Linked DNA regions of Homo sapiens: region 2 is linked to region 1. A link is an interaction called in ENCODE POLR2A ChIA-PET data of the cell type or tissue named here. Cell type or tissue: Panc1. All regions are shown on one strand. Links, peaks and the distances in the headings refer to the core of each region. The heading gives the core; the rest is flanking DNA.

Region 1 (15,335 bases), core at 4,413-9,412:
GGAAAAAGTAGATGTTTGTGGCTCTCAAAACCTGCCCAAGGCTGGGCGCAGTGGCTCACGCTTGTAATCCCACCACTTCGGGAGGCCAAGGCGGGTGGATCACTTGAGTCCAGGAGTTTGAGACCAGCCTGGGCAACATGGTGAAACCCTGTCTCTACGAAAAATACAAAAATCAGCTGGGCGTGGTGGCACGCGCCTGTAGTCCCACATACTTGTGGGGCTAAAGCAGGAGGATTGCTTGAGCCTGGGTGGCGGCAGTTGCAGTGAGCTGAGATTGTGCCACTGCACTCCAGCCTGTGTGACAAAGCAAGATCCTGTCTAAAAAAAATAAAAAATAAAAACACCCCACCCCTCGCCCGCCGCCAAAAACCCTGTCTGAAATAAAGACTACATTTCCCAGCATTGCCATGAAGCTAAGTGTGGTCATATGACTATGTTTTGGCCAATGAGGTGAGAGAAAAAAATCACGTGTACTACTTCTCCACTGTGGCTTAAAAGGCAGGGAGTGAACCCCAAACTTTCTCCTTCCTCTAGCCGCAGTCTGCAATGCTTGTGGGGGCTGAGCTCTTTGTGACCCTATAGTGGAGGAAAAACACATTTGGGTCCAGGTATGGTGGCTCACGTCTGGAATCCCAGCACTTTGGGAGGCCCAGGTGGGAGGACTGCTTGAGGCCAGGAGTTTGAGACCAGCCTGGATACCATAGTGAGACACCATCTCTACAAAAATATAATTTAAAAAGTAGCCAGGTGTGATGCTGCATGCCTGCAATCCCAGCGACTCCGGAAGCTGAGGCAGGAGGATCGCTAGAGCCCAGGAGTTTGAGGCTGCAGTGTGCTGTGATTGCACCACAGCGCTCCAACCTGGGCAACAGAGTGAGACTCTGGCCTCTAAAACAAACAAACAACAACAACAACACATTAGGGATGAAAATGCAACAAAAGATGGCAGCAGCACAGATCACCAACACTGCGAAGCCTCCATATCAGCTCGAGGCTGGTTGCTACTTAAACTGTTATCCCAGAGAAAAACCAATTCTATCATTTTTGTTTGTTTGTTTACATGGAGTCTCACTCTGTCACCCAGGCTGGAGTGCAGTGGCGCAATCTCAGCTCACTGCAAACTCCACCTCCCGGGTTCAAGCGATCCTCCCACCTCAGCCTCCTGAGTAGCTGGGATTACAAGCACACGCCACCACACCCAGCTACTTTTTGAATTTTTAGTAGAAACAGGGTTTCACCATGTTGGCCAGGCTGGTCTGAACTCCTGGCCTGATCCGCCAGCTTTGGCCTCCCAAAGTGCTGGGATTACAGGCATGAGCCACCGTGCCTGGCCTAATTCTGTCTTATTTAAGCCATGTCAAAAACAGCCCAATCTGTGTTCTAGTCAACAAAAGCCAAGAAAAGGAAAGCAGGGCTGAGAGATGGAGAAAGTGGGATTCAGTCTTACAAAACTGTTTACACTGCTGGATCCAGCCATGCCTGAAGGTGGCCACCTTTGGACGTTTCCGTTTCATGGACCATTAAACAACAACAACAAAAAAAGGGTGTTGCTTAAGCCAGTTTGAGTTTGGTTTCTGTTTTAGAACCTAGCAAGTCCCTCCCACCTCAGACCACTCACCTTTCACTGTGACCTTGTGTTCCCCAGTTCCTGGATGAGTGAACAGCTCAACATGGACAGAGACTTCACCCACAGGGTCTTCTACACCCAAGCCTGGGCAGGGCAGGGGAGGATGGTCAGCGTGAGCTCTGTTCTTTCCCACCCACCAGGAGGGACCTTGACGGCCTCCCACCCACCTGTGCTGGCGGCACCAGGTCATCAGCCCTGATAGGGAGGCACTGATGGGGGGCCAGGATGGGAGGTGCTCTTGGGAAGCCAAGAATCCTGGGTTCTGGCCTTTTACTGCCTTGCTGTGTGATCTTGGGTAGATTGCTTAACCTCTCTGAGCCTAATGCAATTCTTTTCTTTTTTCTTATTCCATTGATTGCCATGTTGTCAAAATTCAGTCTTCATGTTACATTACATCTTGGCAGCATCTGGCACCCTGGCCTCCTGTGGCTGTTTGTCCTCTTGGCTGCAACAATGTCACCAACTCGATTCTCATCCTACATAGTTGTCACTCCCTCCAACCCCCTTTTGTCATTTTCTCCTCCGTGGGTCCTCAAACTGACCCTGCACCTCAATATTTGACACTCTTCTTTGTCTTCACTTCCTCCCTAGGTGCCCATAAACTGGAAAATCCTGCCAGCTCTACCTTCAAAATACATCCAGAAGCAGAGCCATGTCTTTTCCCTGTATCCTACACCTGCCCCCAGCATCCCATGCCTGGACTATTGCAGTAGCCTCCTTGCTGGTCTTCCTTCCACTCTTTCATCTACTCTCAGTATACCAGCCAGAAAAATCCTATTAAGTCAGATCATGTCGGCAGGGCGCGGTGGCTCACAGCTGTAATCCCAGCATTTTGGGAGGGTGAGGCAAACTCACTTGAGCTCAGGAGTTTGAGACTAGCCTGGGCAACATGGCAAAACCCCATCTCTACAATAAATACAAAAATTAGTGGCCATGGTGGGGCGTGCTTGTAGCCCCAGCTACTCTGGTGGCTGAGGTGGGAGGAACACTTGAGCTCAGAAGGGTCCAGGCTGCAGTGAGACGAGATCGCACCACTGCACTTCAACCTGGGTGACAGAGCAAGACCCTGTCTCAGAAAATTAAAAAATAAATAAATAACATTTAAAAGTCAGATCATGTCCCTCCTCTGCTCAAAACTCTTCCATGGGTCGGGCAGTGGTGGCTCATGCCTGTAACCCCAGTACTTTGGGAGGCTCATGCTTGTAATCCTAGCATTTTGGGAGGCTGAGGTGGGCAGATAACTTGAGGTCAAGAGTTCAAGCCCATCCTGGCCAACATGGCGAAACCCTGTCTCTACTAAAAATACAAAAATTAGCCGGGTGTGGTAGTGCACGCCTGTAATCCCAGCTACTTGGGAAGCTGAGACAGGAGAATCACTTGAACCTGGGAGGCAGAGGTTGCAGTGAGCTGAGATTGCACCACTGCACTCCAGCCTGGGTGACAGAGAGAGACCCTGTCTCAAAAAAAAAAGAGAGAGAAAAGAAAATTAGCCAGGTGTGGTGATGCATGCACCTGTAGTCCCAGCTATCTAGGAGGCTGAGGCAGGAGGATCGCTTAATCCCAGCTGGTTGAGGCTGCAGTGAGCTATGATCCCGCCACTGCACTTCAGTCTGGGTGACAGAGCAAGACTGTCTCAAAAAACAAAACAAAGCAAAACCAAACTCTTCCATGGCTCCCACCTCACTCTGAGATAATCAAAGTGGTTTTTGTGACCTGCAACACCCCTTCCAATAGTGGCCCTTTCCAATAGGTTACTATTACCTCTCCCCACTCACCCCATTCTTGCCCTTGTTAACTCTGACCCAGCCCCACAGGTCACCTCATTGCATCACCTGGCCCAGAATCCTCATCCCTCCTGATGTGACAGCTCATAGCGGCATCTTTTATTTTCCTTACCCCTATTTCCCTTCTAGTGCAGAATCTTAAGTTTCTTTTTTTTTTTTTTTTTTTTTTCTTTTTTTTGAGATGGAGTCTTGCTTTGTCGCCCAGGCTGGAGTGCAATGGCGAAATCTCGGCTCACTGCAACCTCGGCCTCCCAGGTTCAAGCGATTCTCCTGCCTCAGCCTCCTGAGTAGCTGGGACTACAGGTGCACACCACCACACCCAGCTAATTTTTGTAGTTTTGAGACGGGGTTTCACCATGTTGGCCAGGATGGTCTCGATCTCTTGACCTGGTGATCTGCCCGCCTCGGCCTCCCAAAGTGCTGGGATTACAGGCATGAGCCACCGCACCTGGCCTTCTTTTTTGTTTTTGAGATAGAGTCTTGCTGTGTCACCAGGCTGGAGTGTAATGGCACCATCTCGGCTCACTGCAACCTCCGCCTCCCAGGTTAAAGCGATTCTCCTGCCTCAGCCTCCTGAGTAGCTGGGATTACAGGCATCCACCAACACGCCTGGCTAATTTTTGTTATTTTTAGTAGAGATGGGGTTTCACCATGTTGGCCAGGCTGGTCTCAAACTCCTGACTTCAAGTGATCCGCCCAACTTGGCCTCCCAAAGTGCTGGGATTACAGGCATGCACCACCGCGCCAGGCCTCAACCCCTAATTTTTCCATTATGGAGTCAAAAAGTTCCCTTGTCTGCTTGAATCATGGTGTGGTGGGCTTCTGTTTGGGGCCACCAGCCGTGTCCTCCATGGTGCCAATGGGGATCACTGATGGGGCAGCTTAAAAGAATCTCTCCCGGTCCCGCCTTCTGTGACTCAAAAGGGCATCCTGTGGGGCCTGTGGACCTGTGACCGCCAGCACCTCCACCAACCCCTCCCCACCCCCCACCAGGCAACTCCCCACTCCTGGACCACCCCATGCACGGGGAGAAGAAGGGGAAAGTCAGAGGTGAGGGTGGGAGGTTGGGTCAGTCAAACGCTGATTGGGTTACCTCACGCTGGACAGGAAGTGACTGAGGGTTGGGGAGCACAGGGGCCTGGAGACCCCCATCACCCCAGTACTGGGGTATGTGGCCCCGGTCTTTGCTGCACGCCCCAGGCCGTCTTCCTTGTTGCCTCAGGCTCCCATTCCACCCCCACCCCCCGCCACCAGTCACATGCTCAGCCGCCCCGCCCTCCCCCAGGCCGATGCTTCATAGCAAGCTCAATCCGGGCCAGACTGGGGTGCCGGGGGTGCCAGGGGGAATTGGACAGTGGTGGGTCAGGTGAGGGGTCAGACCAAGGCCAAAGCTAGTAAGAAGGGGGGAGGGAGGCAGTGCTGGGTGCCCCCATCCCGTGCTTTGCTGGCTTCGCGGGGAAGGGTCTTTCCTGGGCCTCTCAGTGCTTCTTCCAACCCCACTCCCCACTCCCCAAGTCCCGGGACCCCTGCAGGGGAAGGTTCCTCGGACAAGTGGTTGAATCTCCTTTGGCTCTCAGTATCTCATCTGTGGAATGATGTACCCCTCGTGGGGCAGTTAAAGAAATCTGTTTCAGTTTCCCCAAGAAGGCTAGGCATGGAGGCTCATGCCTGTAATCCCAGCACTTTGGGAGGCCAAGGTGGGAGGATCATTTGAGGCCAGGAGTTCGAGACCAGCCTGGGCAACATAGCCCAGGAGGTGGCGGCTGCAGTGACCTGAGATTTCGCCATTGCACTCCAGCCTGGGTGACAGCGTCTGCCTCAAATTAAAAACAAAATGGCCAGGCGCTGGGATTACACCTGTCATCCTAGCACTTTGGAAGGCCGAGGCCAAGATGGGTGGACCACTTGAGGCCAAGAGTTCAAGACCAGCCTGGCCAACATGGCAAAACCCCGTCTCTACTAAAAATACAAAAATTAGCCAGGCGTGGTGGTGCGGGCCTGTAATCCCAGCTACTCAGGAGGCTGAGGCACAAGAATCGCTTGAAACCAGGAGGCGGACGGAGGTTGCAGTGAGCTGAGATTTCCCCACTGCATTCCAGCCTGGGTGACAGAGTGAGACTCTGTCTCAAACAACAACAACAAAACCAAACACAGATTCTTCAAGAAATGCCTGGCACAAGGTCCTGCTCAGCCTTAGAGCCTGATAAGTATTCACTGAGATCAGCCTGGGCAACAAAGTGAGGCCACCTCTCTACAAAAAAAATTAAAAATTAGCTAGCCATGTGACGTGTGCCTGTAGTCCCAGCTCCTCGGGAGGCTGGGGCAGGAGGATCACTTGAGCACAGGAGGGAGGCTGCAGTGAGCAGTGATTGCACCACTGCATTCCAGCCTAGGTGACAGAAGGAGACCTTGTCTCTAAATAATAATATCAATAACAATAATCCTATGAAGTAGGGTCCTTGACTGTCCCCATTTTACAGATGAGAAAACTGAGGCTCAGGGAGACAGATTCTTGCCCAAGGTGCCTACCCGTGGAGTGGCTGGGCTGGAATCAGAGCCCAGCTCTTAACCTGACAGGTGCCTGTCCCGGGGTCCCAGGATCTGGCTTAAAAAATATGTCATATCAGGAGAAATGGATTCTGGGATTCCCACTGGAATCGCTTCTTCCCCATGTAGAACCAGCAAATCGTCCTTCCCCCTCACCCGCCTGGGCCCTCCAAGCCGCTCAGGCCTGGGCGGCGGCCCTGCAGGCCCTTGAGGCAGAAGGACGATCCTTTTACTAGCCGGGGCCAGGAGGGGCGCAGGCACCGGGCACCAGGCGCGGGCGGCGGGCGGGAGGCGGAGGCACGTACCCTTCTCAGGATAAATGTCTTCACTAAGGGTAAACCTAGTACCTTTTCCACCATGGACTAATTGGGGGTGGGGGTGGAAGGGGGAGAGAGGTGGGAAGCATGGGGAGCGGGGAGAGACGAGCCAGTGAGAGGTGAGGATGGAGGAGTGTGTGTGGAGGGGGCAGGGGAGGCGCGGAGAGGGGACGGCGAGTGAGAGGGAGGAAAAACAAGAGAGAGAGAAACGTCAGCTGCAGACAGACGGAGAGACAGACAGCCTCCTGCTCCAGGGACACCAGGGACACTAAAAGCAGCCAGGACTGGAAGGGAAGCTGAGCTCAGAGACCCAGCGCCCACGGAGGGCCCTTGGGCTGGCTGGATCGGGGGAGAAGGGGGCCGTTGGAGGCCACAGGGCTTTGCTCCCCTCGCCCCAGGCTGGGTGTCGATGGCGATTCTCCCTCCCCCTCCTGAGTTCAAGCCGCCAAACTTCTTCCCCTTGTCGGGACCAATTTTGAAAAGGGGGGGTCCCCAGGGAATCCTGCCCTCCATCCAGCCCCAGCTGCCGTGTGTGTGCGCTCAGAGAGGGACAGGAGACCGAAGCAAAATACAGAGAGAAAGAGAGAGTTTGAGAAATGGGAACTCCCTCTCCGTCCACCCTCCCCCACCAAGTCGAGGTCCCTCCCGCCCTCGGAGCTGTCAATCATTCCTTAGCCCCATGACATCACAGAGGTCCCTCCTCAGGGGAGTTCAACCACTCTCTGGGACCATGACGTCAAAGTTCCCACCCATGGACCTGCCAATCATTCCTTGACCCCTTGACATCAGAGGTCCTGCCCATCCTGAGCTGTCAATCACTCCTGAAGTCTCCCAGAGCTGTCAACGATTCCCTGGACCCATGACTGTCCAGGTCCCTCAGGAGCTGACAATCATTCATTGGCCCTGGGACACCATTGATTTTCCCAGGAGATGACAATCACCTTGTGGCCCTACGACGTCACAGGTTCCACACCTAAGAGTCATCAATCCTACCCTGGTCCTTGATGTCAAAGACATTCCATCCCAGAGCTGTTAATCATTGTCTGGCCCCAGGACATCACAGATTTTCCCAGGGGTTGACGATCACCTCCAGGCCTGTGACGTCAGAGGCCCCGCCCCCATGAACCTTTGATCGCTCATTGGTCCCTGGACTTGGTGCAGAGATGTCAATTCCGCCCCATCCATGACGTCACAGGGGAGTGAGCCAATGGCAGCCGTTCAGGCTTGGGGCGGGGCTGTCTCCGCGGAGCGGGAAAGGGTGATGCGGTCTGGGTACCCTTACCCTGGGCCGATTGCGTCTGTACAAAGGTCTTGATTAGCAGGTCGGTGGCCTGCGTGTAGAGCGACAGGGCATAGCGCAAGGATTGCAGGTCCGGGCTCTTCTCCAGGAAGGTCTTCTTGAGGCCCACGCCACCCGCGTGGAAATATTGCTGGGGAGGACAGGGTGGGGAGAGGTGAGGATGGTGGGAACCTCTACCCACTCATAGGGCTGGGTAGCCCTGCTGTCCCCACTCCCAATTCTTCCCGCTACTACTTTCTCACCTCTTCCTTTGCTTTGCCTAGTGAACTCCTATGCATTCCTCAGAACCCACCTCTCACATGCCGTCTTCCAGGAAGGCCTGGCTTCTCCCACCTTGGGCTCGCCCAGCCCCCATCCTTCCCTCTACCCTTCTACACCTCAAGAAATGCCTGGCACGAGGTCCTTTACATCCTTCCCTCTACACCTTCTCACTCTTTGGGCTCCCCCAGCCCACATCCTTCCCTCTACCCCAAGCCTAATCCTACAAGGCTGAGAATGTCTGTATCCAGCAGTCTTCCCCGACCTGGGGCTCCTTAAGGCTCCAGCATTAGCCAGCCCAGCTCTGGCACAGACAGGGGAACGAGGGAGTGTCCATAAATTGAACAAATTAATGTGGGTCCGAGGCGAGCCTAAGTCCATGACCACAGCAGCCACACCCTCTACATCCCCCACCTGGGATGGGGAGGGGTAGGGCCTCTCACCTTGATGGTGTCCAGGGCCAACTCAACAACCGCGCACTGCTTTGGGGTCAAGCTCTTGGCTTCTTCTCGTACCATGTGATCCTGGATGGATGGGGAGAGGGGCCATGTGGGTGGAGTGGGCTCCACCTTTGGAATCTGTGTCTATGGGTCTCATCCCTGTTCAACTTGGAGGAGCTGGGCTGAGGGTCTATGTTTTCATCATCCCAGCACCCAATATGTGACTGGTACACAGCAGGTGCTCAAAAAATATTGGTTGAATAAATGACTTGCCCTCTTGATCAAGCTGTACCTGAAGCTGAACCATTCACATCTTTCTGACACACTGGGGAGCAAATATCTTGTGCTTCAGTGAGTAGAGTTTCTGTCCTTTGAGCCTGTAATGCATGTCATCATCCTGGGACCCCTCCCCCAGGATGGTGGCAACCTGGAAGCCACATGAGTTTGGGGGGCAGTCCCTCACGCCATAATCTATCCCCACTCCTCACCTTGAGTTTGGACAGCTGACCCAGCTCCTTGGCTGCATTGAAGATCATCTGGGTTCCCTGCAGGTAACAACATACAGCTGGGTGAGGGCAGGGGTGCTACAGCTGACACTCCAGCCCCAGAGACCATCTTGGTTCTTGCCCAAAGGCTCTGGGCAGGGCAATAATTGTGTCCCAGGGACAGAGGTCTGGAATTCCCCAGGAAGAACTGAGGAGGATGTGGTGACCTTGTCCCTGAAAATCCCGGTCCTGTGAGGATAGTCCCCCACCCTCTCAGCCCCACCCAGGCTTGTGTAACAGGAGAAACAGACAGGGACCAGACTGTGAGGGGCAGTGGGTTGGGGGAGCCTCAGACGGTGGTGTTTGTGGGTGTGGGCAGGGTTTCCAGGGAAAGGGAGCTTTGGGAACACAATAGGCTAGGCTGAGGTTGCAGAAAATGGCTCTGGTCAAACACTTCCTCCTCCTCAAGGAGCATCCCCTCTGCAGGGAAATTTCCCCTGTAATCTGGGAGGAATTTCAGTCTGATTTTTCTTTTCTTTTTTTTTTTTTTTGAGACAGAGTCTCCCTCTGTTGCCCAGGCTGGAGTGCAGTGGCATGATCATAGCTCATTGCAGCCTCAAACTCCTGGGCTCAAGCAATCCTCCCGCCTCCCCAGTAGCTGGGACTACACGTGTGAGCCACCATATCCAGCTAGTTTTTGAAATTTTTTTCATAGAGATGGGGTCTTGTTGTGTTGTCCAGGCTGGTCTTGAATTCCTGGGCTCAATCGATCCTCCTACCTCAGCCTCCCAAAGTGCTGGGATTACAGGCGTGAGCCACATTGCCAGCCAGTCTGACCTTTTAAAGGAAAAATCCTCCCTCTATACAAACACCTCCATATCCGTCCTCCACCCCACCCCCAAACAGACACTAGCAAGATGGTGATGTGGTGATGGCTCTGACAAGCCAGATGGGCCTGGGTTCAAATTGCAGTCCTGCTGTGTGGCCCTGGGCAAGGCACTTAACCTCTCTGAGCCTCAGTTTTCCCATCTAGATGAGGAAAATTATATCCACTTTGTGGCTTAGTCTGGACTGAACAAGTCTTTGCTCAGTGTTCGCTAATTATCACTTGGTCTCAAAGTCACGGGCAATGCTAAGGGAGACGGGGTCCCAGCCTGGAAGGCATGTGTCTAGCCTCCTCTGTCACTGCTGGATGGCCCCAGGCTTGTCCCTGAATGCTCTGAGCCTCAATTCCCACTGTGGCTAACAGGGATACCCATGGTAACTTGGGGGACAGGGTGGGGCTGAGTATTGAGGTAACAAGTCTTGTCTTACTGGGTCCTGGGGTGGTCTGGGGGTCCTGGGTGAGGCTAGGTGGGGAGGGGGCCCATTTACTGTGGAAATATTTGGAATTATGTTCATAGTCTACCAGCTGGCCATCTGGTCATTCCTAGAGGTATTACTATTATCATCTTGGCTGTTACTATTCTTATTTCTTGTCTGTGATCCTGAGGTTCTTACAAGGCACAGTTACTCAGGGGTCCAGCGGACTGGGCCTCAGTTTCCCCTGCTGCACCCACCTGTAGTCTGGCAGGGCTCAGGGGCCTTCCTGGGTACCCTCTGCCCTACCCACCAACCCCCCACCCACCACCCCCCACGAGCAAGCCAGACAGACAAAGGAAGAAGAGACCAACAGACAGGTTCACAGTACGCCCTCGGACGGCACGAACCACAGAGGTGGAAGGGGGCACAGGGGTGGGGTGGGGGGGAGTGGGATGGGAGCCAGACAGACAGTGAGAGGCCGGTCTTACGTCTGAGTGGCTTGGCAATTTCACCCTGCCCTGTGGAGAGAATCAGGTGGAGGTCAGAGTTCTGGTGACTGTTGGGAGGATACTCAGTGGGACTTCCCTGCCCCCTCAAAGCACAGTCTCACTTCCCAGCCCAGGAGCTCCTCCCCAGGTCCTGGGTCTAATGGTGGGCCCCCTCCCCAGCTAGCACCTCCTCTGGTCCCCTAGCAGGGGTTTAGAGGTCAGACTCCTTGACTGCCAGCACACTCTCGGGGTACCCAGGAGGCTGGAAGCAGCCTCATCCCACAGTCAGCCTGCCCCAGGATGGGGCACCTGGGGAGGTGGGGAGATGAGACAGGGCTAGGAATCTGTCTCCTCCTCCATTCCCTAAGGGGCTGCCCCTATATCCCAGCACCCAAGTCTACAAAAAACATATTAACATATACTGTAAGTTCACTCAGTGCTGAAGAACCCATACACTAAACTACATACGTGCACTCCTAAACACTTGCAGGCACGTACACAATTATATCACACACAAAAACCCACACACCCTTCTTGACCCCACACGGATTCACATCCACATATAGGGTGCCTGGGACACTGAATGTGCCCCGCAAAGGGCTGGCAGAGAGAGTACGGAACCCCTGTGACCCACATTCACAAAGCTAAGACTCCATTTGTAGACACAAATGTACAACGATATCTTCTGCACAAGTGTACAGCAAGACAGCTGCTTGCGTGTTGCTGTAGCTCCCATCTCCTTAACAACAAACACCCATTAGCACAGCAACAAAAAGAAATCTACGTAAAAAACAACACGTCTCAGTCCAGGGTGGTGATCTAGCGTGTAGGCTCCTCAAGAAGGCACAGAATTTCAGCTGAGCCCAGGGCTCAGATGAGCCCTGTGGGTATTGCTGTGGGAGGATGGGAGCTGTTTGTGCACACACATTAGTTCACATGTGGACACACACACTGCACGTTCTGTCCCTGGAGAATCACTTCATCTCTGACTTCTGGTTTTGCAGGACTTGGTTAGGAGAGCTATCTCCTACCCACGACCCCCAGCTGCCCTTCCTGCCCAGGTGCACAGACGCACACACATGCACACACATGCCCAGACACTGGAGCTCAGGGCCTCAGTGAGACGAGGCCCTCATTACCTTTTCTAATCCCTTGCCATGTTTTCTCAAGAGGTTCCCCTGCAGAGATAATGTCACAGGGTGATCAACCTGGCAAGTCGTGCAGGGTGGGAAGCTGGGATGCTCACAGGAATATTCATGGGGATGGGGGAATCCACACTGCACAGGGTACTGGTGACTGGGTTGCATGGGGATAGTGTGTTTGTGTGTGTGTCTGTGTGTGTGCACACACGTGCATGCGCTTTAGTGACTCACTCTTAAATGGTGTGAGAGGCAGAGACAGGAAAGAGAGAGAAAGATACAGATACAGAGCTAAAGAAAGTCAGAAAGAAGGGAAAAAAGCCACTGCCAAAATATAATCCATTTACATTTACTGTACACATGAGACTCTTGGTTCTTGGGTTAACAGGAAAGCAAATGGGCTGCATATTCAGACAGATCTGAATTTGAATCCTGATTCTGGCATATATTTACTATATGACCTTGAACAAGTGACTCCTCTCTGAGCCTCAGCTTTCCTCATCTGCAAAATGGGGATAATAATATCCACCTCACTCAAAGGGTTATCATGAAGGTGAGCTGAAACAGGAGCTATGAGAAGGCCTGGCATATGGGGAGTCATTAAATGCGAATTCCTTTATTCCCCCTGCCTACAAATGCATTGCCTGTGGTTGGGTATGCTGCCACCAAGTGGTTATAGCCAAAGACCCAGGCTGCAGCTACCAGGAAGTAAGAGCCCTTGTAAACTTTTAACAAAGTGAAATCTTGTAACAGCCTTGTCTTGCCCACAAAGGGAAAATCTGAAGTTGTTTTGTCTCTGCTCTTACACATGTCTGCATATCACCACCACCACCACCACCACCACCACCACCATTAGCTCTGCCTCTGGGCCGGTCACTGAGAGTGCAGTGGCGCGATCTCGGCTCACTGCAACCTCTGCTTCCTGGGTTCAGGCAATACTGAGATGAGTATTTTAATGCATCATGCCATTTGGTTCTTAGAACTACCCTCAGGGAGGTGATGCAATGAGCCCCATTTTCCAGACAAGGAAACAGAGGCTGGGAGGTCAAGTGACTTCCCAAGGTCACAGAGAGAGACAGTGGCTGGGCTAGGATTTGACCCCAAGTCTACCTGACATCAAAGCCATGACAAAAGTCTCCCACTTGGGCACCTGGGTGTATGTCTGGGATTGGTGTGTGTCGGTGTGGATGGCGGGAGTTGGGTAGACAGGGTGGTGGGGTACCAAGGAATGGTCTGGAGCATGGAATTTCAGAGGAATCAGAAGTAGAGACCCTCATGGTGAGGACCTGCATTCTGGGAAGCTGCTGACAGTTCAGAGCCCAAAGAGGAGGTCAGAGGAATCCTGGGGTTGATCCTCTTTCTAGCTTCAGGGCGTCTGGTGACATCTGGGCACGGGAGCAAGGTTGGATTCTACCCTTAGACGGCAGGTCCGCTGCGAAGGAGGAGCTGGGCTTGGGGTTTGGGAGTGGGTAGTGGGGCTCCTCTGGACTTCAGTGGGACAGGGAGGGTGGGCGTGGTCTCCCTCCCTCCCAGCCCCGCCCCCTCCCCATGCCCCGCCCCAGACAGACACAGGCACATCTAGGCGGGAGGGAGGATGGTGGGTGAGGAGGGGGCGCTGGGTGGGTGGGGAGAGGGGTGCAGCGACGCGGTGGGCCGAGTCCAGACACAGAGAGGACGGACAGACAGACGGACAGACGGGACTCTACTTACGATCATCTGTCATCCGTGATGGGGGCGGGGCGGTGGGGGAGGGGGGAATAAGGTACCATGAGTCTCCCGGGAAGGCCAGGGAGGGGGCAGAGATGGCAGCACGGAGGGGCAAGACCCCTGCCCCAGCCCAGCCCAGAAGAGGTGGAAGGATGGGAAGTCCGAGCCTCCCCGACCATCGTCGCCCATCTATGGCCCCCGCTCACCCTCCCCAAGCCTCCGTGGTCCACCTGGGAAAGACCTCCCCACTCCCTAATGTGCCCACAGCCCACATGCCATTGCTGTCCTCAGGTTCTTGATGCCTCCCGGAGGGACCCACGCCCAGCTACATCCCTCTACAGATGTTTGGGTCCCCTTGGTCCCTAGAGATTATGGCCTCTGGTCTATCGGTCCTGGTCTCTGGATGGCCAATGATCTCTGCTTGACCTCTCTGACCTTGGATGCCCTCCATGACCTCTGGCTGACTTCCAGGAGCCCCTTGGTCTATTGATCTCTGATGTCTGAAGTCCATGGTGTCTCCCCTCTTTGGCTTTTGAATGAGCCCCAAAGCCCTTAGAAAAACCCATTGATGTCTATGCCTTCTCTTTTTTTTTTTTGTTTTTTTGAGAAAGGGTCTCGTTCTGTTGCCCAGGCTGGAGTGTGCAGTGGCGCCATCTCAGCTCACTGCAGCCTCTACCTCTTAGGTTCAAACAGTTTTCGTGCCTCAGTTTCCCAAGAAGCCAGGATCACAGGATCACACCCAGCTAATTTTTGTATTTTTAGTAGAGACGAGATTTCACCATGTTGCCCAGGCTGGTCTCGAACTCCTGACCTCAAGCAATCTGCCCGCCTCGAGCCTCCCAAAGTGCTGGGATTGCAGGCGTGAGCCACGGTGCCTGGCCAATGTCTATGCCTTCCGTGGCTCAAGGATAACCTTGATCCCAAAATTGACCTGTTTTCTAGATGACCTCTGACCTTTGAAAGCTATTTTGACCTACATGTGACCTCTATGACTTTAGTGGTCTCTTGACTCTACCTGATGTCTTTGACCCCAGAGAAAATACAATGGACTCTGAATGACCTCTTTAACTCTTCGATGATCTTTAACCCCTGTGTGAACTCTCTGACCTCTGAATGGCCCCCCACTGACCTCTGGTGGCTTCCATGACCCTTGAATGGCCCTTGAGCCTGGATGACCTCTCTGAGACCGGATGCCTTTGTTCTTACCCCCCAGCCTCTAGGCACCAAGTTTTCTGGGCTCTCGCCAGGGAGGTGGCCTAAATGTCCCCTCGGGCCCCCTGCAGGTCTCACCGTCTGGTCAGTGAGGGGCGGCAGGACGATGGTTTTCTCCATGGTGTTCATAACCAGCTTCCACAGCTCCTTCAGCACTCGCTTCAGCACAGTCTTCTCACAGATTTTGGCAAAGAGGGTCAGGCTGGGGACGAGGGGCAGGTCTGAGAGAGGGCCCAGCTCGCCCCCACCCACAGATCACCTTCCCTTAACAGGTGGGCAAGGCATTCCACAGATAGGAAAGAGGGCCCACAGCCTGTACAGGGACCCCTGGGTGGTTTGATGGGGCTATGATATCTGATGCATGAAGAGAAGAGTGAGTGGTGGTTGGACTAGTCAGCAGGGACCAGATGGGAAGGGGCCCCAATGTCTGGGAGGAAGGCTTGGGTTTTATCAGGATGGGGGTAGTGGGGAGCCATGGAGTGTTCAAGAGGGAGACACAGCCAGACTTTCATGTTTGAAAGAACAGTGTGGGGGATGAACCGAAACAGGAAGGATGGAGATCAGGGACTATGAGGGAGAAGGCCATGCCCAAGAGGAACAGGAGGGGAATGGTCAGAGGAGGGCAGACTTGAAAGGGAAAACAGCAAAGAGATTGTGGTTGGATGGATAGGGGTTGAAGGAGACAGGCAGTCCACCAAGATCCATCCACCAACTGATCCAGTCACCCAC
Region 2 (15,335 bases), core at 4,535-9,534, 72 kb before region 1:
TCCGGCTTCAGGGCATAGGTGGGTCTCAGGACGGGTCAGACATTTGTGGGGCTAATGGTCTGGGGTCAGATGGCTCAGCCTCTGTTGGCTCGGGACCTCTCCAGGCCTCACTTTCTTTACCCAGAAAATGGGTTTTTAGGCCAGGTGTGGTGGTTCATGCCTGTAATTCTAGCATTTTGGGAGGCCGAGGCAGGCAGATCACCCAATGTCAGGAGTTCGAGACCAGCCTGGACAACATGGCGAAATCCTGTCTCTACTAAAAATACAAAAATTAGCTGGGCATGGTGGAAGGCACCTGTAATCCCAGCCACTCGGGAGGCTGAGGCAGGAGAATCACTTGAACCCGGGAGGTGGAGGTTGCAGTGAGCCAAGATCGCGGCACTGCACTCCAGCCTGGGCAACAAGAGCAAAACTCCATCACACACACACACACACACGAGAAGAAAATGGGTTGTTGGGGGAGCCAGAAGGGACACCAGGCAGTTGTGAGTGACTAGGGCTGTAACAGAGACACACAGGGTGCTATGGGAGCTCAGCCTGAGGGATGGGGGTTAGAGCAGGCTTCCCAGATGAGGGGAAGCTGGGGTCTGTAAAAGATGAAGGACTAGCCGCTGGGCGCGGTGGCTCACACCTGTAATCCCAGCACTTTGGGAGGCCGAGGCGGGAGGATCACGAGGTCAGGAGATTGAGACCATCCTCGCTAACACGGTGAAACCCCATCTCTACTAAAAATACAAAAAATTAGCCGAGCGTGGTGGCAGGCGCCTGTAGTCCCAGCTACTCGGGAGGCTGAGGCAGGAGAATGGCATGAACCCAGGAGGTGGAGCTTGCAGTAAGCCGAGATGGTGCCACTGCACTCCAGCCTGGGCAACAGAGTGAGACTCTGTCTTAAAAAAAAAAAAAAAAAAAGATGAGGGGCCAGCCAGATGAAGAAGGGGAATAGGTCAGGCACAGTGGCGTGGTGGCATGAGCTTGTGGTCTCAGCTACTCAGGAGGCTTAGGTGGGAGGATCACTTGAGCCCAGGACTTGGAGGCTGCAGTAAGCAATGATCATGCTACCGCACTTCAGCCTGAGCAACAGAGAGACCCCCTGAGAAAGAGAGAGAAAAGAAAAGAAAAGAGGAGAGAAGAGAACAGAAGAAAGAAAAGAAGGAAAAAGAAAGGAAAGAAAAAGAAAAGAAAGGAGAAAGAAAGAAGAAAGAAAGCAAGAAAGAAAGAAAGAGAAAGAAAGAAAGAGAGGGAGGGAGGGAAAGGAAGGAAGAAAGGGAGGAAGGGAAAGAGAGAAAGAAAAAAGTAGGGGAGCAGCAGGACTGACACACACAGTTGGGCAGGTTGTTGACTGCACAAACGATGCAACTAGAGGAACAGCTAGTGGCTGCAGTATGTATGGCCTGAACTGCTGGTCACGGGGCTGTGGCTGCCAGTAGAGGGTTCCTTCTAAGTTGAATAAACATGATGGTCTTGGGGGACTGTGTTCCCTGTGGAGGGCATTGCCTATGCAAAGTTCCAGAGATGGGTGAGACTTGGGTGTTGGGGACCTGGCCAGGCGGAGGGCTTCCTCCCCGGGCCATCGGGAGCCAGGCAGGGGAGCTACCAGCAGGCACTGAGGAGCAGCCCCTCTCAGTCCTGCAGCGAAGCCAGGCCCCTGCTGCCCGGGCCTTCCTGGACGCCGTCCGACTCTACCGGCAGCACCAAGGCCACTTTGGCGACGACGACGTGACCCTAGGCTCAGACGCCGAGGTTAGTGCCCCGCGAGGCCGCACCCGGGACCCCCAGGACCCTCCCGGCCGACCGCGGCGCCCATGGCCCCCTCTCCTGCAGGTGCTGACCGCGGTGCTGATGCGGGAGCAACTTCCCGCGCTGCGAGCCCAGACCCTTCCTGGCCTGCGGGGGGCAGGCCGCGCCCGCGCCTGGGCCTGGACCGAGGTATGCACGGCGTCCGGATCCGGGATAGGGGGCGGGATGCGGGCGTTCGGGTTCCCCTCCCACGACTGTCGCCTAAACCCTCTCCCGATCTCTCTGACCCCCATCCCCGCCCCGTGTCTCGGCTTTGTCCCCCCTCGACCGGTCTGGGCAGCTTCTAGACGCCGTTCACGCAGCTGTCCTGGCCGGGGCCTCCGCCGGGCTCTGCGCCTTCCAGCCCGAAAAGGACGAGCTGCTTGCGTCGCTGGAGAAGACGATCCGCCCGGACGTGGACCAGCTGCTGCGGCAGCGGGCGCGTGTGGCGGGGCGGCTGAGGAGTGAGGCCCTGGGGCGGAGCCTGGGCTGGGAGGGGCGAGGCGATGCTGGGGAAAAAGGGGCGTGACCTAAGCGAAGAATGGGCTTGAAGTTATGTAAAATGGGGGCGTGGTCAGAGAGGGGCGGGGCCAAGCATAGGATGTGCAAGGGAACGGGTGGGGAAGGGGCGGGGCCAAAGCGAGGCGGTGGGCGTGGTCTTGTGGTCGAGGCACTGGGGGCGGGGCCTAGAGTCTGTCCGGAGGAAACCAGGTCCTAAGGGGGCTGCTTGGATACAAAAAGGGCGGGGCCTCAGCGGGGGATAGGCGTGGCCTTGAGGCTGAGGCTCGAGGAGTTGAGGCCCAGAGCCGGGCCAATGCGGGTGGGCGGGCCTGGGAAGTAGAACAGCGGAGGAGGGGCGGGGGTAAAGGCTGATACATGGGCAGCGGTGGGCCAAGGTGGCCCCTACAAAGACCCAGGTGGGAATCCTGACTGGGCCCGCCCCTCCGAGGCTCAGTTTTCTCATCATTACAATGGGTAGAAGAGGGCGCTCAGCGTCCCTGCTCGCGTCCCCCTCGCGAGGGCCCCTGCACATCCCCATCTGTGAGGCACCTTGCGGAGGGGACTCCAGACCAGTGTCTTCCACTCCCAGCGGATATCAGGGGACCGCTCGAGTCGTGCCTGCGCCGGGAGGTGGACCCGCAGCTGCCCCGGGTCGTGCAGACCCTGCTGCGCACCGTGGAAGCCTCGCTCGAGGCGGTGCGGACCCTCCTGGCTCAAGGCATGGACCGACTGTCCCACCGCCTGCGCCAGAGCCCCTCAGGCACGCGGCTGCGCAGGGAGGTGAGCTCCCGTGGGTAGGGGTTCAGTGAGCCAGAGGGTGATGTGTTAACTTGAGTCTTTCCTGTGGAGAATCTTCACTGAATTTGTTCTAGGCTGCTTTTTACTTATTGTGGACCCATCACCATGCTATGGTCAGTGGAGCACAGTTTTTGTTTGTTTTTTGTTTTTGAGACAGGGGTGTCGCTCTGTCACCCTGGCTGAAGTGTAGTGGCACAATCTTAACTCACTGCAGCCTCGACCTCCCGGGCTTAATCAATCCTCTTACTTTAGCATCCCAAGTAGCTGGAAATACAGGCGCACGCCACCAAGCCCAGCTAATTTTTTAATTTTTTTGTAGAGATGGGGGTCTTGCTTTGTTGCCCAGGCTGGTCTCAAACTCCTGGGCTCAAGCGATCTGCCTGCATTGGCCTCCCAAAGTGCTGGGATTACAGGCTTGAGCCACCGCACTGGCCATGGAACACAGTTTAAAACGTGAGGGGAAAGGAGTTGGATGAGAAAAGTGGCAATTTAGCAAAATCAGTCTGAGGTCATCCCCCAAACTCCTCCTCCCATTCCCCTGTAGGGCAACAACCCAGAGAATTCTGCTCAAGGCAGGTCACCTCAGTGCATCTGATATACAAGTAGCACCTAAAATACATACATACATATATACATACATACATACATACATACATACATACATACATACATAGAATAGCACCTACTATGTACCAGGCAACCTTCAACTCATTCTTAAGCCTCCATTTCCTAATCACCTTCTCCAGGAACTGTCCCTGGTCCCCTCTATGTCTTGCAGTAGCCTGTGCTTCTCTTATCACAGCCTGACTTTCATACCACTGTGGGTGATTTCTATACTCTGTCTCCCCTAATTTGTAAGCAGAGACTGGGTTAGAGTATTCCATTTCTGCAGCCCCAGGGCCCAGCACAGACAGAACATGAGATGGTATTCACAGATCTGGGCCAGGAAATGTGCTCATTTCCTCTCAATTGTGCCAGCATCGCTTGTTATAGTTTTTTCAGGTTTTATCATTTTATGTCCATGACACCGTGCCTCACTGCTACTTATTTTATTTTATTTTATTTTATTTTATTTTATTTTATTTTATTTTATTTTATTTTATTTTTGAGACAGAGTCTCATTTTGCCGCCCAGGCTGAAGTGCAGTGGTGCGATCTTGGCTCACTGCAACCTCCTGGGTTCAAGCAATTCTCATGCCTCAGCCTCCCAAGTAGCTGGGAGTACAGGTGTGTGCCACTACACCTAGCTAATTTTTGTATTTTTAGTTGAGACAGGGTTTCACCATGCTGGCCAGGCTGGTATCGAACTCCTCACCTCAAGTGATCCACCCACCTCGGCCTCCCAAACTGATGGGACTACAGGTGTGAGCCACCATGCCTGGCCCACCACTATTGTATTATGAGTTTCTTTGGTGACAGCTGAGACGGGATGTATTTTCATTTGTGTTTCTCCTTTGGTGAATTGGTAATGGGGTCCCTGGCCCTTTGCAATCAGCTGACAGCATTTTTCCCCCAAAACTGCTTCCGGGAGCACAGGTTTACTCATTTGGGGAGATGCCGTGGGACTTGGCGCTGATGCAGACATGCTACCGTGAGGCCGAGCGGAGCCGGGGGCGCTTGGGGCAGCTGGCAGCACCGTTTGGCTTTCTGGGGATGCAGAGCCTCGTGTTTGGGGCCCAAGATCTTGCACAGCAGGTGAGGGTGAGAGGAGGCTGGGATGAGGCCAGGCTGTGAAGACAGCCTCCACTGACCTCCTGCTAAGTGTGCCCTGGAGAGACCACGATGATCGAGACAACTCCGCGGGGCTGCCAGTCTCATGGGGACATGAGCCCGTGACCAGGCAGCAGCCACATGTGGTGGACAGAGCTGGGGCAGGGTGTACAGGGAGCGCCAAGGATGTTCCTGATCCACCTCTGGGGTTGACAGGACTTTCAGGAGGAGGGGACTTCCAACATGGGAGAGCAATGGGAGGAATGGCGTTGCCACCAGTCCCGAGTGAATAGTGTTGAGAGTGCTTGTCTGCATTTGGGGAACGTGGAGCAATTTTTCAGAAATGGGGAAGATAGGCCGGCGACATGGACGGGCAGATCGCGCAGTGCCTTGAGCGTGGGGCTAAGGGGTGAGCTCTTTCCTGAGGGCAATGGGGAGCCAGAGCAGGTATGTGAGCAGGGGGAGGGCATGGCTGGATTTAAGGTTTAGGAAGCTTTGCCTGCCATAGGGAGCACAGGCTGTTGGGGACAGGAAAAGAGGAGGCAGGGAGGAGGCCTGCACCAGGATGGGGGATGTCAGTGGGGAGAAGCAATAAGTGTTTTGAAGTCTGAGATGGGACCTGCTGATGGACATGGTGACAGAAGAAGACAGAGAGTGAGATGATCCAGCACTACCTGGCACAGTTGTTCAGTTTGTGCACTGCACAAAAGCACTCAGTGGAGGAGGCTGAACTCTGGCTGGCTCCCTACTCCCCATTCTGGGCATCCTGGCACCATCTCCCAGAGGGAAGGGGCTTTCTGTCAGTTTGCACATAGTCCCCCACAGACTAGACAATCCCCAGGTCCTGAGAGGAGGGGAAAGGTGTTTCCTGGGACAAGGAGGAGGAGGTTGGGCAGAGGTGGCTGGTTGGAACAGGTTGGATGCTGAGAAGGGGTCAGCTGGGCAGGAGTGGGGCCCGGGAGGCTGGAGCACAGATTCTGGGGTCATCATAGCATCTCCTCCCACAGCTCATGGCTGACGCCGTGGCCACCTTCCTGCAGCTGGCTGACCAGTGTCTGACGACGGCCCTCAACTGTGACCAGGCTGCCCAGAGGCTGGAGAGAGTCAGGGGGCGCGTGCTGAAGGTGTGTTCTGTGGGTACGGGGTGGCATGGGGTGGCAGTGGGCCTGGGTGCTCAGATGGTTGCTGGACGCACCGCTGGGTGTGTTGTGCAGAAATTCAAATCGGACAGCGGGTTGGCGCAGAGGAGGTTCATCCGAGGCTGGGGTCTCTGCATCTTTTTACCTTTTGTGCTGAGCCAACTCGAGCCAGGCTGCAAAAAGGTGAGTTAATGGGAAGTGTGCAAGAGGGTCTGACAGCATCACCATGCATCCACTTAAAGTGGGCAAGAATGCTCTTTGAGGCTGGGCGCAGTGGCTCATGCCTGTAATCCCAGCAATTTGGGAGGCCAAGGCAGGCAGATCACAAGGTCAGGAGTTCGAGACTAGCCTGGCTAACATAGTGAAACCCTGTCTCTACTAAAAATACAAAAAATTAGCCAGGCATGGTGATGGGCGCCTGTAATTCCAGCTACTCAGGAGGCTGAAGCAGGAAAATCGCTTGAACCCGGGAGGGGAAGGTTGCAGTGAGCCGAGATCGCGCCATTGCACTCCAGCCTGGGCGACAGAGTGAAACTCAGTCTCAAAAAAAAAAAAAAAAAAGAATGCTCTTTGATCATTAGAGACCATTTGACCTTAATCCTAGCACTTTGGGAGGCCAAAGTGTGGGGATTGCTTGAGGCCAGGAGATCAGTCTGTACAACATAGTGAAACTCCATCTCTATAAAAATACAGAAGTTAGCCAGGCGTGACAGCATGTGCCTGTGGTCCCAGCTACTCTGGAGGCCAAGAGGTGGGAGGATCAATTGAGCCTAGGAAGTCGAGGCTGCAGTGAGCTAGGATCGCACCACTGCACTCCAGCCTGGGCAACAGAGCAAGGGCCTGTCTCTTTTTAAGAGACTTCCATACCCTGAGCCCTGGAGCTGGGTCAGGTGGCTTTTCTGGGCTTCCACAATGCCCTCTGCTTCACCTATGACGGGGTTCATTACCCTGTGTCTGCCACAGAAGAGCTGGGATGGGTCCCACACATCGCATATCACCTGGTGACATGGGCATCAGTGGAGGGAGGAGGTGGATGGAGAGTGGGTAAGGGTTGGGTGGGGAGTTACCAGGGAGTCAGGAAGGATGTCCCTGTGAAATGAAGGCATGGGCCATGTCCCGGGAAGGGCATTCCAGGCAGAGGGCACAGCATGTGCAAAGGCCCTGAGGCCTGACCATGCCTGGTGTGTTGGAGGAACAGTGACAAGGTGGGTGTGGCTGAAGCTCAGTGAGTGGAAGAGTGGGAAGGAGGTCAGCGGGAGTCCTAGGTACCTAGGCACACAGGGCTCATGGGCACCAGGCGGGTGTCTGACATGGGTACAAACAGAATCCTCTAGAGGAAGTGGCTGGGAATTGGGGAAGTCTCAGCTGAGACACTCATACTATTCCCTGTGAGGTGTGATTTGCTGTGCCTAATTAATCCCATGAATCCTTTCCACAACACTAGAGAATATGGGCCACTGAGTCCATTTTAAAGATAAGGAAACTGAGGCCAGGCGTGGTGGCACATGCCTGTAATAGCAGCACTTTGGGATAGTGAGACCCCACCTCTACAAAAAATACAAGAATTCGCCAGATGTGGTGGTGCACGCCTGTAGTCCAAGCTACTTGGGAGGCCGAGGTGGGAGGATCGCTTGAGCCTGGGAGGTCAAGGCTGCAGCGAGCCATGACTGCACCCCTGTAGTCCAGCCTGGGTGACAGAGAGAGACTATTTTATTTATTTTATTTTATTTTATTTTATTTTATTTTATTTTATTTTATTTTATTTTATTTTTAGACGGAGTCTCACTCTGTCGCCCAGGCTGTAGTGCAGTGGTGTGATCTTGGCTCACTGCAACCTCCACCTCCTAGGTTCAAGCGATCCTCCCATCTCAGCCTCCCAAGTAGCTGGGATTACAGGCACCCGCTATAGGGACCAGCCCCACAGGGTCGGTGGGTCTCTCCCTGTGTGCAGAGACAAGAGAGTGTAGAAATAAAGACACAAGACAAAGAGATAAAAGAAAAGACAGCTGGGCCCGGGGGACCACTACTACCAAGTTGCGGAGACCGGTAGTGGCCCCGAATGTCTGGCTGCGCTGTTATTTATTGGATACAAAGCAAAAGGGGCAGGGTAAAGAGTGTGAGTCATCTCCAATGATAGGTAAGGTCACGTGGGTCATGTGTCCACTGGACAGGGGGCCCCTCCCTGCCTGGCAGCTGAGGCAGAGAGAGAGAGGAGACAAAGAGAAAGACAGCTTAAGCCATTATTTCTGCATATCAGAGACTTTTAGTACTTTCACTAACTGACTACTGCTATCTAGAAGGCAGAGCCAGGTGTACAGGATGGAACACGAAGGCGGACTAGGAGCGAGACCACTGAAGCACAGCATCACAGGGAGACGGTTAGGTCTCTGGATAACTGTGGGCAAGCCTGACTGATATCAGGCCCTCCACAAGAGGTGGAGGAGCAGAGTCTTCTCTAAACTCCCCCGGAGAAAAGGAGACTCCCTTTCCCGGTCTGCTAAGTAGCCGGTGTTTTTCCTTGACACTTTTCGCTACCGCTAGACCACGGTCTGCCTGGCAACAGGCATCTTCCCAGACGCTGGCGTCACCGCTAGACCAAGGAGCCCTTCTGCTGGCCCTGTCCGGGCATAACAGAAGGCTCGCACTCTTGTCTTCTGGTCATACCTCACTATGCCCCCTCAGCTCCTATCTCTGTATGGCCTGGTTTTTCCTAGGTTATGATTGTAGAGTGAGGATTATTATAATATTGGAATAAAGAGTAACTGCTACCAACTAATCATTAATGATATTCATATATAATCATATCTAATATCTATATCTGGTATAACTATTCTTGTTTTATATTTTGTTATACTGGAACAGCTCATGTCCTCGGTCTCTTGCCTCAGCACCTGGGTGGCTTGCCGCCCACAACCCGCCACCACGCCCAGCTAATTTTTGTACTTTTAGTAGAGACGGTGGTTTCACCATGTTGGTCAGGCTGGTCTTGAACTCCTGACCTCATGATCCGCCCACCTCAGCCAACCAAAGTGCTGGGATTACAGGCATGAGCCACCGCACCCGGCCTGTTTATTTTAAAATAAAAATATTTAAAAATAAAGATAAGGAAACTAAGGCCCAAGCCCCGCCCCCCAACCCCACAGCTAATCAGGCCCAGGGCTAGGGCAGAAGCCTGTGTTGTAGGCCTCTAGAGGGGCCCTCCTCTCCATCCGAGCCCCTAACCCGCCATGGTTCCAGGAGCTGCCTGAGTTCGAGGGGGATGTCCTTGCCGTGGGCAGCCAGGCTCTGACCACTGAGGGCATCTATGAGGACGTCATCCGGGGGTGCTTGCTGCAGAGGATTGACCAAGGTGAGTCCCGCCCTGCCATGGCTCAGAGGAGCCTGGCGTCCCTTGGCTGTATGTACCGAGCCCCACCAGGGCCACATCGACTCTCACTTCCTGTGAATACTTGCCATTTGACCTTAAGTCAGGACTTGGCCTGAGGAGGTCCAGGGTAGAGGAGCTCAGAGGGGCAGGGATGGATACTCTCTGAAGGAAGGGCCGTTGGACTGGGGCTGTGAGGGATGTATAGGAGTTCTCAGGATGAGAAGAAGGAGGCAGAGTTCAAAAACTACTGATAGAGGCTGGGTGTGGTGGCTCACACCTGTAATCCCAGCACTTTGGAAGGCTGAGGTGGGCAGATCACTTGAGGTCAGGAGTTTGAGACCAGCCTGTCCAACATGGTGAAACCCCGTCTCTACTAAAAATACAAAAAATTAGCCGGGCATGATGGCACATGCCTGTAGTCCCAGCTACTCGGGAGGCTGAGGCAGCAGAATCGCTTGAACCCAGGAGGCGGAGGTTGCAGTGAGACAAGATCGCGCCACTGCACTGCAGCCTGGCGACAGAACGAGACTATGTCTTTTTTTTTTTTTTTTTTTTTTGAGACAGAGTCTCGCTCTGTCACCCAGGCTGGAGTGCAGTGGAACGATCTTGGCTCACTGCAACCTCTGCCTCCTGGGTTCAAGTGATTCTCCTGCCTCAGCCTCCCGAGTAGCTGGGACTACAGGCATGTGCCACCACGCCCGGCTAATTTTTGTATTTTTAGTAGAGATGGGGTTTCACCATGTTGGTCAGGCTGGTCTCAAACTCCTGACATCGTGATCCTCCCCCCTTGGGCTCCCAAAGTGCTGGGATTACAGGCGTGAGCCACCGCACCCGGCCAAGACTCCATCTTTTATTTTTTATTTTATTTTTGAGACAGAGTCTCACTCTGTCACCCAGGCAGGAGTGCAATGGCATGGTCTCGGCTCACTGCAACCTCCGCCTCCTGGGTTCAAGCCATTCTCCTGTCTCAGCCTCCAAGTAGCTGGGACTACAGGTGCATGCCAGCACACCTGGCTAATTTTTGAATTTTTAGTAGAGATGGGGTTTCACTATGTTGGCCAGGCTGGTCTCGAACTCATGACCTCGTGATCCGCCTGACTTGGCCTCCCAAAGTGCTGGGATTACCGGCGTGAGAGACATCGTCTTAAAACAAACAAAACTACGGATAGACATTTAAATTTATTCATTTAACAACCACTCCCTGTTTTTCTCTGGGCTGGCATTGAGGCCCTAGAGGTTTTCAGACTTGGAGTTGGCCTCTTAGGAGCTCCCGAGCTGGGAAGGAGCTCCAGAAACATCTTTCTCCCTCCTGCTTCCTGAGTTCATTCATGGATTAATTAATGCCCATGATCACTGAGATGTGTGCACTGATTGGGGGGTGAACAGGATGCAGTGGGGATTCAGGGAATGTGAGCATCCATGCAGCCAGCACAAGGGCACGGAGCGGGAGGCTGGAGGCTGCTGGAAGATGCGCAAGGCCTTGAATGACAGGCAGAGGAATTTAGACTTATGGTGCAGGCAGTGGGGAGCCATGGAGGGTGTGTGAGCAGAGGTCAACAGAAGCCAGACTGGAAGTGAGGGAGGAGGCTGAGGCCCCGGTTCTGGGAACAAAGGACAGGCCCGAGCAGGGGCAGCAGCCAAGGGAACAGAGTCTAGGAGGGAGGTGCGGGTGGGAGCTGGAGGTGCCAGAAGTGTTGGGCTTCAGGTGTCACTAAGTGAAGGAGAGGGGTTCCACAAGCCAGGGAAGGTGTGTGGAGAACAGAGGGGAATCTCAAAGAGCCCTCATTTGAAGGAAAGAGGAAGAACAGACATAGAAGGTGAGTTCAGCAGCCAGGCACTGTGGCTCACGCCTGTAAACCCAGCACTTTGGGAGGTTGAGGAGGGTGGATCACTGGAGGTCAGGAGTTTGAGACCAGCTTGGCCAACATGGTGAAACCCCGTCTCTACTAAAAATACAAAAATTAGCTGGGCATGGTGGCACATGCCTGTAGTCCCAGCTACTTGGGAGGCTGAGGCAGGAGAATGGCGTGAACCCAGGAGGCGGAGCTTGCAGTGAGCCGAGATTGCACCACTGCACTCCAGCCTGGGCGACAGAGCGAGACTCCATCTCAAAAAAAAGTTGTTTTTTTTTTTTTAAATAAGGTGAGGTCAGAGAGTTGGGAGACACCCCCATAGATGGTGGGTTCTTGGGAGCCAGGGAATGAGGGAGAGGATGTGTCTGTGAGCATCTAAACAAGAAAAATGGAGCTTCCTTAAAATAGCAGAAGTTTTAAATAGGAATAAAAGCTATTTTCTGACTGCAGAATTAAATCCAGAAACAGTTGACCTCAATAAGTTTCTCTTCCTAAAGATTTTATGTATCCTTAAGTGGGTCCATCCTGAATTGATTTGTGATGTCTGCCTAGAGCAGCATGTTGGGAGGTGGGACTGGCAGTGTCCAGGCTCAGTGAAGGGTGCAGGGATCGGTTAGCAATGTCTGCCATGGGTGCGGGCTTGGAGAGAGGCTCTATGTGAGCCACCTCTTTAGGATTTCTGCTTGAGACATTTGTAGTCTCTCTGGGAAAATGCAGGGAAGCCCCTTGATGCCTGGGCTTCCCCAGGTGTGTCCAAGAGTTCATCTCATTTCAGAATTGAAAAAGACCCTTGGTGCCAATGATGTATCCTGCACTCTGGACGGCTGCTTGGAGGTCCCATGGGAACAGGAGGGAGCAGGTGGGGAACTTCACAGGCTTCTGAAACATGCCAGTGATTGCTGGGGGTGGGGAGGTGGAGGCCCACATGGGGTGTATGGGATTGTCATGAGTGTGGGTTCATGGACGGAACAGAATGCACTTTGTCTCCTTACCCAGCCAGCCTGGCCAAGCTCGTGAACAAGCTCAGTGGGAAGTTGTGGAGTGCATCTGAGCCACAGAGGGACCCTCTAAACCCAGGCTCTGACATGCATGTGAGCTCAGCCCTGGGGGGCTGAGATTGTGGTGAATTTGTGTCCCATCTCTCTCTCTCTCTCTCTCTTTTTTTTTTTTTTGAGACAGAGTCTAGATCTGTTGCCCAGGCTGGAATGCATAATCTCAGCTCACTGCAACCTCCTCCTCCCAGGTTCAAGTGAATCTCCTGCCTCAGCCTCCCGAGTAGCTGGGACTACAGGCGGCACATGCCACCATGCCCAGCTAATTTTTGTATTTTTAATAGAGATGGGGTTTCACCATGTTGGCCAGGCTGGTCTCGAACTCCTGACCTCACATGATCTGACTGCCTCAGCCTCCCAAAGTGCTGGGATTACAGATGTGAGCCACCAGGCCCAGCCTTTGTATCCCATCTCTAATCCTAGGACTTAGGGGGCATCTCCCAATGGCTACTTCCTGTCGCCAACTTGGAAAGGGAGATTGTAGTGACAGGGGCCTTAGGTTTACCACCAGCAAGAGCTTCCAAGATGGCCATAATTTGGGGGATAATTTTTTTATGCAGCAATAGCTAACTAATACACTTCCTAGCTGATCTGGGACAGAGAAACTGATCAATATTTACACTAACTTGGATAAATAGTTAAACAGTCCTAGAAAGACTTCTAAGGCCAGGCACAGTGGCTCATGCCTGGAATCCCAGCACTCTGGGAGGCCAAGATAGGTGGATTGCTTGAGCCTGGGAGTTTGAGACCAGCCTGGACAACATAGCAAGACCCTGTCTCTACAAAAATTTTAAAAATTAGTTGGGTGTGGTGGAATGCACCTGTAGTCCCAGCTACCCGGGAGGCCCAGGTGGGAGGTTTACTTGAGCCGTGGAGATGGGGTGGCATTGAACTATGATTGCACCACTGCCCTCTAGCCCGGGCCACAGAGAGAGACCCTGTCTCAAAAACACAAACTAACAAATACAAACATGAGTGTTAGAATATTTCAGGATTTGCAATTGGATGTGAGGGATTGTAGATGGGCCCCTGAATTTATTTAACCAGAACCAAACCAACAGGCATTTGGTTTCTAGTCTTCCATACTAACAGCCAATGCCACAGGGATTAATCTTGTACATACTTTTTTTTTTTTTTTTTTTTTTTCAAATGCAGGTTCCTGTGGGCAAATCCCGCAATGGGAACCCTCAGAATTTAAAGTATGTGTGTTTGTCATTTCAACAGAGGGCTGTCCACCAGGGTAGCCTCACTGGTGCCCCTCACCTTTGTCCGGGAGGTTTAGGAGCTGCTTTTAGCTCCTTTTCTGAGAACCTTCTCTCCTATCCTTCACCCTTTCATCTTTTGGCTGCTTATACATTTCTTTTTCTTTTTATTTATTTATTTATTTATTTTTTGAGATGGAGTGTCGCTCTGTCACCAGGCTGGAGTGCAGTGGCAGCATCTTGGCTCACTGTAACCTCCACCTTGCGGGTTCAAGCAATTCTCCTGCCTCAGCCTCCCCAGTAGCTGGGATTACAGGCGTCCACCACCACGCCCGGCTACTTTTGTATTTTTAGTAGACATGGGGTTTCACCATGTCGGCCAGGCTGATTTTGAACTCCTGACCTCAGGTGATCCACCTGCCTCGGCCTCCCAAAGTGCTGGGATTACAAGCGTGAGCCACTGCACCCGGCCTACATTTCTTTTTTTTTATTTTTATTTTTTGAGATGGAGTTTCGCTCTTGTCACCCGGGCTGGAGTGCAATGGCGCGATCTCGGCTAACTGCAACCTCTGCCTCTCGGGTTCAAGCGATTCTCATGCCTCAGCCTCCCGAGTAGCTGGGATTACAGGCGCCCACCACCATGCCCAGCTAATTTTTGTATTTTTAGTAAAGATGAGGTTTCACCATGTTGGCCAAGCTGGTCTTGAACTCCTGATCCTTGGTCTCCCAGAGTGCTGGGATTACAGGCATGAGCCATTGCGCCCAGCCAACATCTCTATTAACTCTGATTTTTTAAGCACTTATTACATGCCAGGCATCTGACACATCTGATTTTTGACGTCCGTATATTTTCCATTATACAGATGAGGAAACTGAGGCTGAGCGGGAAGGAGGGGCTTGTCCCAGGCAGCCAGACTCTGGTGCCCAGATCCAGCCACTCTGCCCACCGCCTTCTCCAGGAACATTCCGGAGCTGAATCTTCACCCACATCTATCTTGTTTCTATTGGATAAATGTCTACAAGTGGAATTTCTGGGCCAAAACGGATGTGCCATCTTTAGGCTTTTGTAACCCCTGCAACTTCAGAAAACTGTACCATTTTATACTCCAAGCAGCAGCATTTATTTGTGTATTTTCCCCAAGGCTTTCTTTATTTTAATTTTTTTTTTTTTTTTGAGACTGAGTCTTGCTCTGTCACCCGGGCTGGAGTGCAGTGGCAGGATCTCGGCTCACTGCAACCTCCGCCTCCCGGGTTCAAGCGATTCTCCTGCCTCAGCCTCCCGAGTAGCTGAGATTTCAGGCACCCGCCACCATGCCTGGTTAATTTTTGTGTTTTTAGTAGAGATGGGGTTTCACCATGTTGGCCAGGCTGGTCTCGAACTCCTGTCCTTAAGTGATCTGCCCCCCTCAGCCTCCCAAAGTGCTGGGATTACAGGTGTGAGCCACCACACGTGGCCTAATTTTTTTTTTTTAAATAATAGAGACAAGGTCTCGCTATGCTGCCCAGGCTGATCTCAAACTCCTGGACTCAAGCAATCCTCCTGCCTTGGCCTCCCAAAGTGCTAGGATTATAGGAGTGATCCACTATGTCCAGCCTCCAAATCCTTTCTAAACACTAGGACTTTTCATGAAAAGAAAAAAGCTATGCCAGTTAGACACACACAGAAATCTCATGATTTTATTTTGAATTTCTTTGACTAAATTGAACTTACAAATAAGTTTATTATGGCCAGGCGTGGCAGTGCACACCTGTAATCCCAGCACTTTGGGAGGCTGAGGCGGGCAGATCACTTGAGCTCAGGAGTTCAAGACCAGCCTGGCGAACATAGTGAGACCTCATCTCTACAAAAAATACAAAATTAGCGGCCGGGAGTGGTGGCTCACGCCTGTCATCCCAGCACTTTGGGAGGCTGAGACAGGTGGATTGCTTGAGCCAAGG

What was found. ChIA-PET counts read pairs that join two places held together with the same protein. Peaks named below come from ENCODE experiments on the same cell type or tissue, not always from the same donor. Only the 100,000 strongest peaks of a DNase experiment are listed, where the experiment ranks them.
Region 2: POLR2A ChIA-PET joins it to region 1 with 8 read pairs; 6 of 35 experiments call an interaction of 5 or more read pairs at or near these places.

What each region holds. Positions count from the first base shown.
Region 1 is chr19:17,610,145-17,625,479 of GRCh38, forward strand. UNC13A (unc-13 homolog A) reads right to left here. Exons shown (of 44, transcript NM_001080421.3): 35 at 14,685-14,808; 36 at 13,398-13,403; 37 at 11,688-11,726; 38 at 10,549-10,578; 39 at 8,762-8,818; 40 at 8,277-8,357; 41 at 7,558-7,705; 42 at 1,619-1,711. Among named protein-coding and RNA genes, the nearest start is that of COLGALT1, 62 kb to the left of the region's middle. In Panc1, for the core only: no CTCF peak of the experiment used is centred there; a DNase peak (open chromatin) is centred at 7,177; H3K4me3 peaks cover 1,092 bases.
Region 2 is chr19:17,537,526-17,552,860 of GRCh38, forward strand. It overlaps NIBAN3 (niban apoptosis regulator 3), which reads left to right. Exons shown (of 15, transcript NM_001321827.2): 5 at 1-18; 6 at 1,625-1,740; 7 at 1,822-1,926; 8 at 2,078-2,240; 9 at 2,867-3,057; 10 at 4,611-4,769; 11 at 5,792-5,908; 12 at 5,999-6,106; 13 at 9,161-9,272; 14 at 11,919-12,002; 15 at 14,261-15,335. The coding sequence ends at 14,373. Among named protein-coding and RNA genes, the nearest start is that of COLGALT1, 10 kb to the right of the region's middle. RefSeq lists silencers at 1,762-1,851, 2,262-2,581, 8,770-8,819. In Panc1, for the core only: no CTCF peak of the experiment used is centred there; no DNase peak of the experiment used is centred there.